2 separate regions of the Homo sapiens genome follow, and region 2 is linked to region 1. Evidence: read pairs that join two places in POLR2A ChIA-PET (ENCODE). Cell type or tissue: PC-9. All regions are shown on one strand. Links, peaks and the distances in the headings refer to the core of each region. The heading gives the core; the rest is flanking DNA.

Region 1 (9,359 bases), core at 950-8,949:
GGCCTTCATATCTACAAACGTGGACTATCTCTCTATTTATTTAGTTCTTCTTAGATTTCTTAAATCAAAATTTTGTAGGTTTCCTACTAGATCTTTTATATATTTTGTTAGATTTATACCTAAGTATTCCATTTGCAGGGAGGAATGTGAACATAATGGTATATTTTTAACTCAACTTCCAATTGCTCATCGCTGGTGTTAAAAGAGCAATTGCAATTGACTTTTCTACATTAACCCTGTATGCTGCATCCTTGCTATAACTGCTTGTTAGTTCCCAGAGTTTTTTGGTCAGTTGTCCTGGCGGCCCCCTAAGGATTCCTCCTCTAAACCCAGGGTTGAGACTTTGCATTATTTTCCTCTCCATACATATGACTATCAAAGGCAAGATAGGGGAGAGTGCAAGGCAAGAGTTCCCTGCAGTCTTCTCCACTCTACATCCTTTCATATTGTTAAAGTAAATAGGGGAAATTAACAGTTGTGGAGCAGGTTCTCGGATATTTGCTATGAAAACCTACGTATGGTGATTTGGACTTTCAGAGCTATTATATTCTGGCGGTCTTTGATGAAACTTTAATTTTAACCTATTGTTCAATCAGTATCATTTTTTATTGGAAAAACTCATAGGAGAAAAATCAAATAATTATTTCAATAAATATCAAAAAGGCTTTTGATGAAATTCAACACCACTGCTTGTTAACAAAATTTAAAACTTCATAAGAAGCTAGCATCTGAGGAAGATGTTTTTATACTGATGAAAGGTGTCTGAAACCTACAGCAAAGGACATATTTAATAATAAAGCACAAACAGAAATGTCACTTACATTCATACTACCCAGAATTTGTTTTAATCAGTAACGGTAAGACACACAAACACAGAAATGACTGTCATGAGGGAAGTAGTTTATTTTACTACTCACAGTTCCTTAGAAGCTGTGGGCACAGCACACCACAAGGGGGAGGACAGGGAAACATCAAGGTCAGTCAGGAGGCAACGTGAATGGGGGAAAACATGGGAAAGAATCTTTATTGCAGTTCCATGGGAGGGAACAAGCAAGTCAGGGCAATCAGGCTTAGCATTGGCTAGTTTAAATATTTCATTGTCTTCTGGAAAGAAGAGGCTGCTATCTGGCCCTGAGGAAATTAGAGAGGCAGAACAGTGGCCAGAAATGTCAGAGTGATAAGGAAGAATAAAGACTGCAAAAGAGATAAACAGAGATAAAGAAGAATAAAGAGTGAGGAAGAGATGAGAAAGAAGGGGGTATAAACTCTGGGTTGGTTGGATTATATAGGAAAGTCATGCATGCAGGCAAGTTGTTTATTACATCCAGCAATTAGCCTATCCTCAGAGGGGCAGTCCCTCCAGGGTCAACAAGGCCCAGATTTCAAAGCATCAAATTCAGAAAATAAGAGACAAGACTAATACACCATTAAAGTCAGTATTATAATTAATATTATTCAACATTATCCTGGAGTCTCTAGCCAATGCACACAACAGCAAAACCAACAAGGTAACAAATATCTGAATGGAAAAGACAGACTTTTAAATTCTCAGATGATGTATCTACTTAAAATTTAAAAACCAAGTCAAGCAATCCATTAAAAGCTATTAAGTAGAGAAACTAAAAACTGTCCTGTGTACTATATATCAGTGAAGCTCATTTGTAAAATGTAGTATAAAGGGTGATTCAGAAGAGCAACAAGAACTAAAATATTTTTAGAATTGATAGACAATTTCAAAGTCTATAAGGAAAACTGTAAATGTTTATTGCAGATATAAAAGAAAACATCAGGAAAAAAGAGGTGCAGGTCATCACTGCTCCACCTAGTTCCAATAACTACGATTTAATTAAATAACGTGAGTTCCCCAACATGGTTCCAAATTCAGTTGCCATGGTATTTTAACTGTGAGTAATTACGTAAAGTACAAACTTTGTGTGAGCTCTTCAGTCCACAAATCACAACATAAATAACAGATGCAATCATGATCAGTGACCCATCATCTCTTTCAAATTATGAGGTTGCCAATCACTGCATATTTGTTACTGAGTTTATAAAGAGAACAAAGTATGTCGTTGTCTTGCCTCTTTGTCTCCCAGTGAGACGCTCACGTGACATTTTACAAAAATGAACAATCAAAAGAGGGAAGTGGTCAACAAACATGAAACTGCAAACAAAAAAAAAAAAAAAAGAAAAAAGGGATAACACAAAGTGAAATTCAAATGGAACATAAATGTAGTTATAGAAGAAATAGTGGCCATTCACTGAGGCAGATGTTTGCTCGGTATTTCAATTATTTTTGACAAATAAATCAATTCTGAATCTGACTGAAGCTCTATATTTACAGAAATACAGGGGGCACAGACACATGCTGTGTTAGGTTGTTTTTCTGTTGCTATAAAGAAATACCTGAGGCTGGGTCATTTATAAAGAAAAAAGGTTTAATTGGCTCACAGGTCTGCAGGCTTTACAGGAAGCATGGTGCTGGCATCTGCTCACCTTTTGGGGAGGCCTCTGGAGGTTTCCATTCATGGCAGAAGGCAAAGTGGAAGCAGGCTTCTCACATGGAGAGACTGGGACTAGAGAGCAAGCTAGGGAGGTGCCACACACTTTGAAACAACAGATCTCCTGAGAACTCACTCACCATCAGTGGGACAGCACCAAGTTATGAGGGATCTGTCCCCATGACCCAAACACCTCCCGCAAGGCCCCACCTCCAACATTGGGGATTGTATCTCAACATGAGTATATTAGTACATTTTCACACTGTTATAAAGAAACTACCTGAGACTGGGTAATTTATAAAGGAAGTTTTAATTGACTCATGGTTATGCATGGCTGGGGGTCCTCAGGAAACTTACAATCATCACAGAGGGTGAAGGAGAAGCAAGTCACATCTTACATGGCAGCAGGAGATAGAGAGCGAAGAGGAAATGCCAGACACTTATTAAACTACCATATGTCATGAGAACTCTCTCACTATCACAAGAACAGCATGGGGGAACGGCCCCCATGATCCAATCACCTCCCCACAAGTCCCTCCTTCCACACATGGGGGTCATAATTCAAGATGAGATCTGGGTGGGGACATAGAGCCAAACCATATCAATGAGATTTGGAGGGGACATCCAAACTATATCACAGGTTCAGTAAATAATACCACAGAATGCAATCAGAAAAATGCAGAATGTTGAAATACCACAGGATAAATAATCTGGTTTCTTCAATCGAAACTAAAGGAACCAATGGAGTGCAAGTGAAAAAAGATGTAGGGACACATGTAGGTGATATACTCAAAGATATCAAAGGAAGCTTAAGACGTCTTATCATCTAATTTTAATGTATACTCCTTATTCAAATCCCAATTAAAATAACCATAAGAGGCTGGGCACGGTGGCTCACACCTGTAATCCCAGCACTTTGGGAGGTTGCGGAAGGTGGATCACGAGGTCAGGAGTTCAAGACCAGCCTGGCCAAGATGGTGAAACCCGGTCTCTACTAAAAATACAAAAATTAGCCAGGCATGGTGGCAGGCGCCTGTGATCCCAGCTATTTGGGAGGCTGAAGCAGAGAATTACTTGAACCCAGAAGGCAGAAATTGCAGTAAGCCGAAATTGCGCCACTGCACTCCAGCCTGGACAACAGAGTGAGACTCCGTCACAAAAATAAACAAATAAATAAATAAATAAAATAACTATAAGATAATGCTGATGATAATAATTTACAAGACAATAGGAAAATGTTGAAAACTGACTGAATACTTCATTTGATACATTAAGAGTTATTGCTAATTTGCCTCAAGGTCATATGATGTCAAGGACTGTTTGTGTTCTAAGTCATTAGCATTTAGATATGCATATGGAAATATTTGTAGAGGAAATGATACAATGTCTGAATTTCCAAAAAATTGAGGATACGTATATTATACTTCAATTAAGGCAATAAAGAGGAATATGGAGAAAGTGTGTGGAGGTGTAGATGAAGCAAAATTGGCAATGTATTAATTGTTAGTAAGCTGATTAAATGGTAAATTAGGTTCATTAAACTATTAAAATTTTCTCTACCTTAGTAAATGTTTGAAAATTCTATGATAGAGATAAAAAAATCTCTAGGAGCATAATAAAACTAAATATAGCATAATAAAACTAAATACAGCACTGATATACCCCAAAGTGCTGAGTTTACAGTAAATACTAGATCAATATTTAATAATCCATTTTTTTTTAGACAGAGTTTCAATCCTGTTGCCCAGGCTGGAGTGTAATGGCGTGATCATAGCTCACTGCAACCTCTGCCTCCGGGGTTCAAGCAATTCTCCTGCCTCAGCCTCCTAAGTAGCTGGGATTACAGGTGCCCGCCACCACACCGAGCTAATTTTTTTTTTTGTATTTTTAGTAGAGATGGGATTTCACCACGTTGGCCAGGCTGGTCTTGAACTCTTGACCTCAGGTGGTCCACCTCCCTCGTCCTCCCAAAGTGCTGGGATTACAGGCATGAGCCACCAAGCCAGGCTCTAATGATCCATTTTGATTACAATGTCGTAAGATCTTGTAATCATTGAGAATAACTCACGTGCTTTATCAAAAATACCTTATTATTCCATTAAACTTACTGATTAGAACAAAAATCATCATGAAGTTGTTTCAAAGAATATGTTCCAATTTAATCGGCTAAAAATATTTGCATATATAATCATTATTACCAAATGTGGGATTGGCATCAAAATGTGGAGGATCAAAAATAATTTCTTAAACAGATTATTCTATGTTGCGTATAATGATAGAAGACTTCTTTAATTTATTTTTCCCAAATTAAGCAACTAAGTCTGAGATCTTTAGCCCAGGAAGGAGTAGGTGAGGCGTAGCCTGCTTCCTTGGCTGTCGAATGCTTCTGGAAAGGATGCTGAAGAACTTGCTGGAGAAGATGCACCTGGTAAAAAATGTGGGCAGATAAATATACATTATAATTACTCAGGACCCTGATGAATTTCTACATTTCTAAATGGCAAGGTCAACTTTAAATGTTTAAAAATGTTTATACTTTGGGTAGCAGAGGCAGACAGATCACTGGAGGTCAGGAGTTGGAGACCAGCCTGGCCAACATTGTGAAACCTTGTCTCTACTAAAAACATAAAAATTAGCCGGGCATGGCGGCGTCTGCCTGTACTCCCAGCTACCTGGGAGGTTGATGCAGAAGAATGGCTTGAAACTGAATGTGGAGGATGCAGTGAGCTGAGATCACCACACTACACTCCAGCCTGGGCGACAGAGCTAGATTGTCTCAAATCGAACAAACAACAATAAGAGTTTATACATTTTGTTTTATGAAAAATCTCAACTCTAGTTGTTACTTAGAATTGCTATTATTCCACAGAAGTTCCTTAAGTACTATTTTTGTACTAAACTAAGAGAAGGAATATGTACACTGTCATGGAGAGTACAAATATATTCCCGTCATTTTAAGATCCCTTTACAGCATAAAGAGAATTCTAATTTTCTAAAACATTTAGCGAAAAAAAGAATGTCAATGATTTGCAAGCTTTCCAAATGAAGGGCATGAATTCCAGCTCATGCTGCTTCCTCACTGGGAATCTGGCTCTATGATAATAAACTAAGTCATCAACGACACACTTCTTTCAACAATAAAGCAAAGATTGAAATGTTTATTTTCCGTGGTTTTGCTATTTCTTGGGGCTTACGAAAGAAACGCTTAGTCAGAATAGAGAGGGTGGATGACAATACCATGAAATTAAAGGTGAGAGGTGAAGGAGAACATTTTATTGTATCACTAGTATTTTAAATATAAAGATTGCATCTTCATGAATACGGGGCTTTTGGAGCCCATCTTAGCACTTCTCCCCAGGTACGTTCCATGCCTATCATTTTATTGAAGTTGCTTGTATACCTATCAGTCTCACCTAGTAGTTAAATGGCTCCTCTAGTTGGCTCTTACATTTCTCTACTGCATCTTGCCTTGAGTCGATTCTAAAGACATGTTTGATGAAAGAAGGTAAATACCAGTCACATGTGAACAGGGCTGCATCTAGAAAGCTGCTCTATCAACGAAATCATTAGAAAAATATGGTTTACTCAGTGTACAAATTTTAGGAAATTTCTCTATTACACGTGCTAGTTTGAATATGTGTGTTATTTTCAAAAACATAAAATGAATATATAATTTTTGAATACCTGTGTGTATATATATATGATATATATATATATATGTTAACATCACACAGTAGACTTAACTCATGGCAAAGATTTTTTCTGAAGCACCTGCAGAAATCAGTCTTCTTTCCAGTTTCGAAAACCCCAACATGGGCGAAAGAGGATCCTTTGGATGCCAGATAGTGCATGAAGCACATTGGGTTACAGTAATTTTAATATAGTTCATATTCATAATTCACAGTGAGGAAACCTGAAAGTTTCTCGAAGCTATCAATGAATGAAAGGTGGGGCAGGGCCGCTGTGGGGGCGGGGCCTTGTGAGCCAGTGCCTGGACTCCCACATCACAAATGGAAGGGCGGCGCGTGGAGGGAACTCAAGGCCTGATTGGTTCCTCCTAAGCAGGACACGATCTGGCTGGCAGGGCAACTGGCCTTCAGTTAGTGCCTTCAGTGGGTGCCTTCAGTTGGTGGCATTTGGTTGCCTTTCCTGGGGAGAGGTGGCAGGTGCTCAGCTCTGCAGGCGTGGGGGCAAGCGAAGGCCCAAGCTGCTGGAGAAGAACAGAGGTGTCCCATGGGGACCACGCTGGCCTGTCGCATGTGCACCAAAGCCAGCCCCAGGCAGGGCCCGCACAGGGCTTCTGCGGAGCCTTCCTGCGGCTCTGACATCTATGAGTGGGCAGCCAGCAAAGGCGAAGGCCCTAGCACAGAGGAGAAGAGGCGCCCGGAACACGCTGTCCCCCAATGCCAGCCCCAAGCAGGGCCAGCTGAGGGTGCGGTGTTTGGAGCCTTTCTGAGATCCACGAGGTGGCGGTGGGAGTAGCGCCAGACTCCACTGCTTTGGAGCCTGCCCAGTCTGATTCAGGAGCCTTGACTAGCAGCACATTGGCGACCCGAAGACGCCAAAAGGTAGGGAGGCGACAGATACCTCTTGGTCTTAGGAGCTCCTCTGGCCTTGCTCACCCAAGGTACCCCCAGAGGCATCCACAGCCTAGGGCTCCTCCCTCCTGCTCCTAGTTCGCTTTCCTATCCCCTGCCCCAAACAGGAGGACTTGCTCTGACTCGACTCCCCACTCCTTCTTTCCCTGTTGCATCCAGCCGGTTACTTTTCATTGCTCTGCCCAAATACCCACTTCTGGGCCCTCTTCTTTTCCTAGGCTGGCCAAAAACTAAGTTTTCAAAATACAAATTGGATGCCACCGATTTCATTATGGTAGAGGAAATGTCTGACAGCTCTTGTATTTAAGCTTAAGTAGCCGCATTGGGACTCCCAATTTCACATCCCGAGTTCTAGAGCAGAGCTCTCTCCCCTAAAGTAATGGCTGAGGGTTAGAGGTACTCTTCCTCATTCTAATAATAAGAAATGATGTTTTGTAGAGACAGGGTATCATTGTGTTGTCCAGGAAGGTCTCAAACCCTGACCTCAAGTGATTCACCCACATTGGCCTCCCACTTTGTTGGGATGACAGGCAAGAACCACCACACCTGGCCTTGGGAGCTGCTCCTGCTTTGTGTGTTTTGGCTGGTGTTCCTGCGCAGCTGTCAGTAAGATGCTCCTGCCGTATTGTTCCAAATCTTCCCACACAAATTCAGTGGATGCGGTGATGTTTTACACGGAATAGCCCCTTTATTTATTGAAGAGAAGCTGGACAATTCACACTTAGTAACATATGGCCTAGCAAATTTCATTTCTTGATCAACACACCTGTTAAAAGGTGATGCTTGTGGTCTAAATATGCAGATTCCTAATCATCCCCAAGAAAAAGGGAACCACTGCAAGGCAACCTGGGAGGGAGTTTAGGATTGTTCTGAGGCAGTGCAAGCCATTGAAATTCACACATGAGGGGGTAGAAAAGAGAATCCACATGTTTTGACCCCTCCATGTTCTGGGTATAACTTGGTTCTCCTTAACATGCACCATTTTTGGCGACAGAGAAAACTGGATTTAAATCCCAGTTCCATCGCTCTTTATGAAGTGAAGATGAATTTGTTTTTAACTTGTCTGAGCCTCAGTTTGCTAATCTATAAAAGATGTGATTGTTATGAGGCTTCCATAAGGTAAGTGTGTAAAACCCATGGCAAAATGCTTGTAATTTAAAAGAGAGGGTTGTTATCAGGCTTCTATAAGGCAAGTGTGTAAAAATCTGGATACAATGTCTACAATTTTGTAAGTGTTCAATATCTGGAGAATAAGGATTCTCTTTCTCTCATTTAATTTTTAGGGCAAGTTTATAAAATAAGCGCTACTCATATTTTTGAGATAATCAAACCAAGGATTAGAAAGACTAACTAAATCACAATAGTCACAAAGCAGTTCAACATACATTTACTGGGTAATTTCTATTTAAAAGTAGCAATGATTATCACATTGAAAATCTTATATTGTGTGGTGGTTTTCTCATACGAAAGCCTCTTGATTTGTTGAAACCATAGATTCTAAGCTGCTCTATCAAAGTGATTATTAGAAAAATGTGATATACTTAGTGCGTACATTTTAGAAAACTTCTTATGTTAACCTTGTTAATTTGATTGAGCATGTGTGTTATTTTAAAAAATGTAAATCTAATATATGTGTATTGAATATATATATGAATATATGAAATATGACTTGACATTATAGAGTAGGCTCAGCTCATGGCAAAGTTTTTTCTGAAAGCACCTGCAGAAATCTCTCTTATTTCTAGTTTCTTAATGTTTCAGAGATTACGGGGGGAAGAGGGTTCTATGAATCCCAGACACTGCGCGAGGCAGATTTGGTTTCAGTAATTTTAGCATCATTCATTGTAAGTTGATGATCCCTAGGAACTTCTTCACAGTGAGAAACCTGAAAGGTCCTAGCAGCCAGCAATGAATGAAAGGTGGGGTGGGGCCGCTGGCAGTGAGGTTCCTTGTGAGCCATGTGCCTGTGCTCTCAAGTTCCAAGTTTGTGGGGATGCATGCAGGAGATTCTGGACCTGATTGTTTCCTCTGAACCAGGATGCGTTCTGGTTGGTAGGACAACTGGCCTTCACTTGGTGGCCTTCAGTGGGTGCCCTCATTAGTTGCCTTCAATTAGTGCCCTCAGTTGGTAATCTAAGTTGTTTCTCTTCAGTTGGTGGTCCTCAGTTGGTGGTCTTCAGTTGTTGGGCAGTGGTGGAAGGAAGATGAATCCGTTTGTGCTCTCTCCTCCCCCAGTCACAACTCTCAGGCTTGTTGCATC
Region 2 (9,359 bases), core at 351-8,350, 750 kb before region 1:
GATGGCTCAGCCTCAGCATCTCACAATAGACTTTTGATTATCACCCTGGGTGTCACGAGCAGGGGTTGAGTCAGCTGTGCCTCCTGCTAAATAAAGGTCTGGTCGTGCCTGCACCCTGACAGGACCCCTCCCCTTGACTTCAGAGATGTGACTTAGGCAGGAGAGAGCACAGGGAGCTGCAGGGTTGATCATCGGCTGCATCCCGGCGTCAGGAAACAGCGCAGTGAAGAGACTTCTCTGATTTTATGTTCTCTGCACCGTTGTCAGATGCTATGTTCAATCAGGTGTCCCAACAGTATGGCCACTGCAAAGAGAATTCTGTATAGCCACTCCCACGCATGTGCCCATTTCCTTTGGAAAATGAACTGTGTTCATAGAAATGTCTCTTAGGATATTAAGATGAAGAAAGAAGACTGGGTCCTTTGATACATGCAACAAAAAGATTCTTTGACTGCCATTTAACGTGTTCTAGAATATAAGGATGTTGGAAAGCTCTCAAATTCTTTGTGGTAAAGCCAGAATAACAGTAATATAAAAATCAGATGAAGGTATGCAAAAAGAAAACCTGAAAGCCCTCTCACTTTTGAATAAATATCAAAGGGAAAAGTTTAAATGAAATAACACTAAATAGAACTGATCAGTCGTAAGCTAACAGAATCATATCCTAGGACAAATAGGGTTTAGCATAGAGATTGAGCCCTGTGTAAATGCTGTCTCTGCCATTTAATAGCTGGATGATCTTGGGCAAATTACTAAACCTTTCTGTGCCTCTATTTTCTTATCTGTAAAATGAGGATAATTATAGTACCTACCTGATCAAATGGTTGTGTGGATGAAATTAGTTAATGTGTATGAAGGGCCTGGCACATGGCAACTTAGCTTTTATTTTGCCTATTGTTTATTATTTTATTTTATTAACAAACAAAAGCTAAGTCGCCATGTGCCCAGGGCCTTCATACACATTAACTAATTTAATCCACAAACAATCCGATCAGGTAGGTACCGTAATTAATGGGTGCCATAATTATCCCCATTATTAACTAGTTCCAGAAATATAAGGTATAAGTCAGGGGTCTAACTTTTTTTCTCAAATGAAATGATCATTTGTTTCAGCACACTTTATTAAATAATGGTTTATTTTCTGACTTATTTGAAATAATGAGCTTTACCACATTCTAAATATCAGACTCCTTCCTTTCTATTCTGTCACCTGTATTAGAAAGTCTATTCTTGAACCAGCAACATACTGTTTAAATCATATTTTTAAAACGTTTTAATAACTTGTACAATATCTCCCTCACAAGCAACTTACTTATTGTAAATTGTTTGGGTAATTTGCCCTTTTCTTCTGATAATGTGAAAAGGAAACTACAAACCAATTCCAATTACATGTAACGAAGTAAAAAGCTTAAATAATAGTAAATACCTATCAGGTTTTATTATTTTTCTAATGTAAAATTATTTAAATGATATTTGATATCTTTACTATATTCCAGGAAAATGATATGTTGATGGTCCAAGTGTTCCTTTAATTATCTCAGTAGGTTTTAAGTGTTCTTATAATGACTCTTTTATCTTTATTGTTAAATTGATGATTTGTTTTATCATTAGAGTAAATTGGTACTTCCTCCCTGGTATATACATGTTCTAACTGGTCATTATCCATATATATCTATTGTCCATTAATGTTATATAGTTAGTTTTTTAAATACATGGCTTTGTCTTTTTTTAGTTTTAGCATGTTTTTCTCCTTGAATTTACTTTATTGAGCTTTTAAGATAATCATATCACCTATAAATAATGAAAATTCCACTGTCTGAATTCCAGCTTATATACTCCTCTTATTCTTGACTAGTGAATGCTAGAATTTATAGAGCAATGTTAAATAATAGTAATAACTCCCCAACAGCTTTTTTTCCAGACTTGAACAATTATGTGCCTGCGTTTTTTTACTGTTAAGGGTATTAGGTTTGCACTGAGATGCATTTAGTAAGCTATTTGATAAAAATATTTCTTAAAACTTAGCTTAATAATACAATTTTTAAATCAAATACAGAGGTTACATTTTCAAATGCCTTTTCACTTTCTGATAATTTTCTCCTTTTACTGATTTATGAAATATAATATTTTCTTTTACATTAAATGATCCTGGCATTCTGAGAATATCTAAGAATAAACAACATTAATTAATGTTTAACTTGGAAATTTTTGCATTTGTAATAACATGTATGATTGAACTTTATTTTTATTTATTTATTTTTTTGAGATGAAGTCTTGCTCTGTCACCCGGGCTGGAGTGCAATGGTGCAATCTTGGCTCACTGCAACCTCCACCTCCCGGGTTCAAGTGATTCTCTGGCCTCAGCTTCCCAAGTAGCTGGGATTACAGGCACCCATCATCACTCCCAGCTAATTTTTATATTTTTGTAGAGACGAGGTTTTACCCTGTTGGCCAGGCTGGTCTTGAACTCCCAAAATCCTGGGATTACAGGTGTGAGCCACCATGCCTGGCCTGATTGAACTTTAAATATGTTTGCACTGGCTGTATCAGATTTGTAATTCACTATTCTGGCAGAATCATAAATGAGTTTTTCTTTTAATTCCCTTCTCTTTCTTTTCATGTTCTGGATCATTTTGTATAGTAAATAGTTACTGTTCTTGAAAATATCTTAAGAGCGCACTGGTAGAATTATGTGGAGCCGGCGCCTTTTGCGAGATAATTATTTTTACAATACTTTTAATTTCCTCCCTTACTGTTGGTCTATTAAGGTTACCTATTTTTTGAGTTAATGATGGCAGTTTATTTTTTTAAGGAAAATTTTAACACTGATATTTTCAATTTATTATAAAGCATAATATTCTACAAAATGTGTTAGTGTCATAATTGGCATTCTATCTGATATGACATTATTTTGGTTTCACATTTGCTATATTTATGTTCTTTCTTTAATGAAACTGACATGTCCCACAACTGAAAACAAAACAAAAATCCTTATTTATAGGGCTTTATTGTCTGTTTTCCTATTGAATAATCTCTGCTTTTATCTCACTTTTTAAAGCTTCCTCCCTTAAATAGTTTTCGTTGTTGTTTTTGTTGGCTTTTTCATTTAAATGCTTCATTTTTTAAAATTACCCTTTAATAGTGTATAATATTTGATACTAAGCACTTGTCCCTGAGTACAGCTTTAGCCTCATGCTATGGGCTTGATTTGTAGAGTTCTTGTCACTTTCTTAATACTCCACAATTATGCTTAGATGTGTTTTGACCTTGAGTGATGTAGGTGAGCATTTTGTTTTGTTTTATCCCAAGTGGTCAAAGTGTATTGAAAACTGTTACTGAAACACCACGTGGAGTTGACACTGAGCAGTCATTTTCTCCATTTGTAAGCTAATGAGTCAGTGGAGAAAATAATTTTCCAGAGAGACTTAAGGAATGGAGTTAGAAATCTACATTTTAAAAAATCTCCAAGAGTCTTTAATATAATGGAACTGCAGATAGATATTTAACAACCATTGTACTAAACTAATACCTCTTAGCTGAAGCAAACCAACAAATTAAACTCTTTCCCCTTCTCCTCTCCACCACCCTCTCTCTCTATCCTCCAGAACATACTAAAAATTAAACATTTCATCATGTTAATAAAACCATACATACAATGACTGCCATTTACAAAGTACATGTTCTTGACTTTATAGAGGTTAAATATACAACAATACAAGGCAAGCAGATGGCCGAGCCCAGATTAAAAACCAGATCAAGCTGACTCTCACCAGCACTTTAAACTAGAATGATTGGAAGCCTCCCTTAGACTCTGAGATAGGGTCTTGCTCTGTCACCCAGGCTAGAGTGCAGAGACACGATCAGAGCTCACTAAAGCCTCGACTTCCTGGGCTCAAGCAATCCTCCCACCTTAGCCCCCCAAGTAGCTGGGACTACAGGGATGTGCCACAGCACCTGGCTATTTTTTTTTTTTTTTTAGTAGAAACAAAGTCTCACTATGTTGTTTGAATTTTAGTGGAAACAAGGTCTCACTCAGTGTTAGTAAAACTCCTGAGCTCAAGTGATCCTAGTGTTTGTAGAGATGAGATCTCATTATTATGCTTCCCAGGCTGGTTTCAAGCAATCCTCCCACCTCAGTCTCCCGAAGTGCTGGGATTACAGGCATGAGCCACCGTGCCCAGCCCTCCCTTAAACTTTGAATCAGACCCCAGCACCTGCTCTCTAGAGCACGATGTCTAGTGAATGACATATCTAGTCAAGTAAACAAACATACGTGCTATGTAAATTGAACTAAATATTTTGTACTTGCTATTCAAACTTCTGCAGCAACCACAAGGTTTAGGAAATACCAACTACTTAACCAGCTATTTGCACATTACTGACGGGAGAGGGAAAAACAATGTATTTTTACCATCATGAAAATGGATGCACACCGAAGCCTTCTTGAATATTTTCTGACTCATCATCTCCTTCAAAATCCTCTCTCTCTAACTAACTGCATTTCAGTATAAATTGACAGTAACTTTTACATTTTTCATGACATTTTGCCAGTAATACTCACTTTACTTATATAAGCAAAATTATCACGAGTATAATTTCAACTATGATAATCGGCCAGCCAAGTGAATATTAACTAAGCACTTTCTCCCTCAGCCCCCTCAAATAACTGCCTGCCCCAAAGGAAGCAATTAGCCATAGGACTTGCCACATGAATTCTTGCCTCATGATATATTTGTTTTTTAGAAAAAAAAAAAACCTTCACATAACAACCTATAAATTCACTCCCTGATGAACATCCTGCAAGTTTTACTAATTGCGTTAAAGGCAATAATTACTGATGATAAAGAATGAGACATTAACTATTCAACGTTAGAGGTCAAGTCCTTGAAACGTGGCATGGATTCTGCTGAATCCGCCATTTGTTTGTATTTTCCATGATCAGTACACAGCTTATATATGCACCAAGCCTCTTGTAGGTTTTCATTCAGAAAAGTCAATATCCAAGGGCATATTTTAAATTAATCAAACCTGTTTTTGAGAGATAAGCTAAATGAGTTCTTTAAAAGGAGAATGTGAAATGCAAACTTATGTATTCATCGTTATATTTAGCTTCAAGAAATAACCTTACATAACCCCACAGTGGATTTAAATGATGACTAAAACTCAGCTTCAAACCTTTTAAGAGATTTTCTATAGTCATAGGTGGCATTCAATGTTTCAGTTTGCTTTCTGCACTTATAATTTAAATTATGAGAGAGAAATTCAGTCAAGTCAATAAATATTTATTAAGCATCTCATATACTATGGGCATAGAAAAGGAGCGTGAGATACAGTCTGTCTACCCAGAAAGGAAAGTCTTGCTGAGGAAAAAAGACTTAGATACATGGAAACAGTCATAGATAAATAAGAATTGTATGGAAATGATATAAGATTCGTGGTTTACAAAGGCTGTGCTATGTCCTACAGTTTATCAGTTACTTGCTGGCCTCTGCTCTCCAGTTATAGCCTGAAGCCTACTTCTTTCCACTCTAACTGCAGCCCATAGAAGCCTTAGATGGAATACTTTCTCTTTACCAAATGGGAGATTACCGTTATCCCGTAATTGGAGAGTAGTTTTCATAAAAGATTATCACATAAGCCTTAAGCAGCCTGTGTGAAAGAAGAGCTTCAGTCAAAACAAGGAAAGTGTCTTGGAGCCATTTCCATTGGTAGCAAATTACCCTCTGGAAAAACTCTAAAATCTTTAAATATCTGTTGATTTCTTAACAAGTAGGAACTTGAGGATTTCTAGACTGTAGCTCCCTTGAAGAAAGATAATTTTTATCTTGATTGGCCCAGTGCTCACTTACATAGTACATACTAGACTTTCAATATTCCCTATTTGCTTGATTTTTTTTTTAAAAAGAATGAATGAATGTGTCTTCTTAACAGTGTTAAAATACAAGACGAATCAGCACAGTACTAGTTTGGATAAAGTATCTTCTGATTCCTCTAAATAAGCAAAAGCCTGCATTTAAAACAATCTATAAGTTATTTCCAATATTTGCCTTTGACAGCTGGCTACACTCTATATAAGCAAATGGCTAAATACCAGAGCAACAATGATAGCAGACTGCTGTGTTCTTTTGGCTTTTTGTGTATAAATGTGGGTATTAAAAATGTTTGAAAATGTAGTAAGGAAAATTATTCCAAATGGTGAAAATAAAAATCTAGTGAAAAAAGGTTATTACTTCCAACCTTCCCACTGATTTCCAGGTGATAACACTGCTCTTTCATGTCCAGAGTTCCACTCTCTCATCTATTGAACTTACAGCTGGCAATCAAATAGATGTCCTCATAATATAAATTGTCAAAATACCACTGATAAATTTCAATATTCTCGCTCTTGAATAATAATAGGAGTCCCTGATGTGAGAGCTGTGTCCCACAAAATGGAAATGCCTCTTTAGACTCTGAAATGAGACTAACTTCTTGTTTATCAGGTGAAATGAAAAGATTAGTGGGAGCAGATAGATTCCCAATGCAGTGAGGTGAGTATAGGTAATCCCTCCTTGATGGTACAGTGTAGCAAAAGCTAATGTTTCTGTTGCTCCTTCTCAGCAGCAAGCATGAGCTCTCCTTGCATAATTAGAATGGCCCTTACAAGTAAACCCCAGTCAGCTCCACTGTGGATGATCCAGTACTACAGGCAAAAATGACAAGCAGTCGCCCACCTGGAAGCCTGGACATTCTGAAAGAGTGTCATTACAGGAATCATTTTTGCAGAGGTTGCTATGGTTTCTGGGCTGCACTTTCTCCTCTCTCTATAGTTGGATGATTTTAGTTAATCAATGGCAAGTCACAGTGTAATCATTTTCTCTTCAGAGAACACAAGGAAAAAGAACAAGCCTGGAGTCTCTTGCACAATGTCACTGCTGACAGTTATTTTTTGGCTACAAAAGAAAGACATATTCTTATTCTAAATGTGAGCAGAAAAGGAAAGTTGAGAGAAAATTGAAATTGCTTTCCAATCCAGGCTAGTCTTTTGAGAACTATTAGAAAGACTGTTTACCCAAGTGATCTCCCTAGAATTTTTTTTTTTTATTAGGATATTCATCCAAGAAGGATGTGAGGGAAAAATGGTTCCTGCCCACAAAGAGTCTCGGAATTTTCTTATTACCTCTGGAAGTTGTCTGGGCATTGAGAAATCATAATGAGGGACTAATATTGCTTTACCTAAAGTTAATCACTGCTTCAGGTTTCTGCAAAGTTTGTTTACTGGGTTTATTAAGAGAAAAAGCCACTACTCCATATATTGTCCAGCACAAATGAAATACGGGAAACAATGCTATTAAGGAAAGCAAAGACATAGAGAATCCTTACAAGCAGGACCACAAAAGAAGCTCAAGAGATCACTCAGAGAGCTCGATATGCAAGAATTGACACCAAGAGGAAAGGCAAGTCTTGTGTCTTGAGGAACTTTGCCTTTGTATATAGAAATTATGAGCCTATGAGTGATTTAGCAAATCTCAGGTAACATAGAAACATAAAATTCAGTCAATTTCCTTCTGAAATTTTGTGAGCAGCAGTGAAGGCCAGAGTTCAAGGGCCCTTAGACAAGTCACATCATTTTCAGCTGTTTTGATGTAAAAGCAGGTGTTTAATTCATTCTATATGATTTTAGTTTATATTTTAAAACAGGATCAGCTATGTACAGCTCTCTATTAAAGGGCTGTGTTTTCTGCCCACAGAAGATAAATTCAGAGCCTTAGCATACACCATCAGATATATCAGAACAATCATGGTTATATAATACACATATAAGAGAATAAGTTTCAAAAGAATGTGGGTTTAAGGTAAATGTTACTTTTTCCTTAATTTCTTTTAATTTAATATAAATTATCAATAATTGAGAAACTGAGATTTTTCACAAATGCCCAAAATGTTTTATTGATAATATTGTCTTGTTTATTTCTGGTATTATCAGACCCCAATTATGCTATTTACTTCTTGATGCATTTTATGTACAATGAATGCACACAATAATTTTGATATTCAAATTTTCTAGATATTACTCTACCAGAATATCATGTTGGAGATGAGGGAGAAAAGTTCAACATGAGTTATATGCCTGTGCTGATTGAGTGGTAATTTTCATCATTGACTATCTGAGAATTAAATTTCGTTGGATTTTACAATTCTGCCTTTTAATTTTGCTACTTTTGGTTTGTAATGTTTCCTGTGACTACACGTTATGGAGAGTGATTATATACCTGATTAGTCAGCCATGCTAGTTTGGGAATGGTTCACAAACTGTCTCCCAACTTACCTATATTAGCATTAAAATGGTTATTTTTTTAATGATAAATTATAAAGTTCCTATTGGCAAACAAAAGCTCTTCTGAAATGAATTACATACATTAAATTTAAAAGAGTTGATTGATATCTACATGGTAGAATACTCAGTCCTAACCTTGGCATATGGCATATGTGTATACATGTTAGTTTCCTTCCTATGAATTTTATTACAAAAAAATGGGGCTCCATGACACTTTATCTGAATTGGATTTTTTTTTAAAGATCTAGAGCCATGTCTCCATTACTTCATCCTCAGATGACCTTGTATTGTAGAGTCTTACGAGAGACTAAGCGAGATAACACGTATAAAAGACCCTGCAGTCCTGGTATCTATTCCAGGCCTAACAAAAGACAGATATTGTTACTTCAGGAAAGTACGTTAATCTGTTAGGAATAGAGGCTGCCCTTGGCTTTAGTTGTTACTATTACATTCATAAGGCTACCATGCTGTTATTTTTAGATTTGGCATTATGGTGTGTATCCCTGACTTATTCAAGAAAATATGATTTCCTCCCCCTCGGCCCATCACGCCAGCTGAGAACTCCTCAGGCTTTGCAGAACATGTGCTTCTCATCGCAGTGGCTCATGCCCTTTGAGTGCTAAGATCACACAACTCTTCCAATCAAGATTTCCCTTGAGAGCGTGTAGAGTCTCTTAACAGCACACACAACCTATTCATTTTGAGATCTGCAGTCTTTTTAGCACTTTTGATGAAATCACATAGAATGCACCATAAGTTCAGGTTTATTTGTGAAATATAAATTGAAGGATTTTCTGCTGTGATAAAGGCCAGTTGGTACATGTTCCTGTCAAGTGCGTACACCTGAAAGTGACCTTTCCCAACGAAACACAGGATGGTGAAAATGGTTTGCTCTTCTGCTTGGGACAGTTTTTGCAATGTTTTTGAGACTATTTTCATTAATTTTTAAACATTTTTATTGACACCTAATTTTTGTGCATATTTATGGGGCACATGTGATATTTGGATATATGCATAGAAAGTGTAATGATCAAATCAAGGT

Evidence for each region. ChIA-PET counts read pairs that join two places held together with the same protein. Peaks named below come from ENCODE experiments on the same cell type or tissue, not always from the same donor. Only the 100,000 strongest peaks of a DNase experiment are listed, where the experiment ranks them.
Region 2: POLR2A ChIA-PET joins it to region 1 with 15 read pairs; 2 of 35 experiments call an interaction of 5 or more read pairs at or near these places.

What each region holds. Positions count from the first base shown.
Region 1 is chr10:26,572,922-26,582,280 of GRCh38, forward strand. LINC03028 (long intergenic non-protein coding RNA 3028) reads right to left here and starts at 6,386. Exons shown (of 3, transcript NR_134472.1): 1 at 6,273-6,386; 2 at 5,915-6,052; 3 at 4,765-4,926. RefSeq lists an enhancer at 6,328-6,828. In PC-9, for the core only: no CTCF peak of the experiment used is centred there; no DNase peak of the experiment used is centred there; H3K27me3 peaks cover 855 bases.
Region 2 is chr10:25,824,525-25,833,883 of GRCh38, forward strand. No RefSeq gene overlaps it. Among named protein-coding and RNA genes, the nearest start is that of MYO3A, 110 kb to the right of the region's middle. In PC-9, for the core only: no CTCF peak of the experiment used is centred there; no DNase peak of the experiment used is centred there; H3K27me3 peaks cover 343 bases.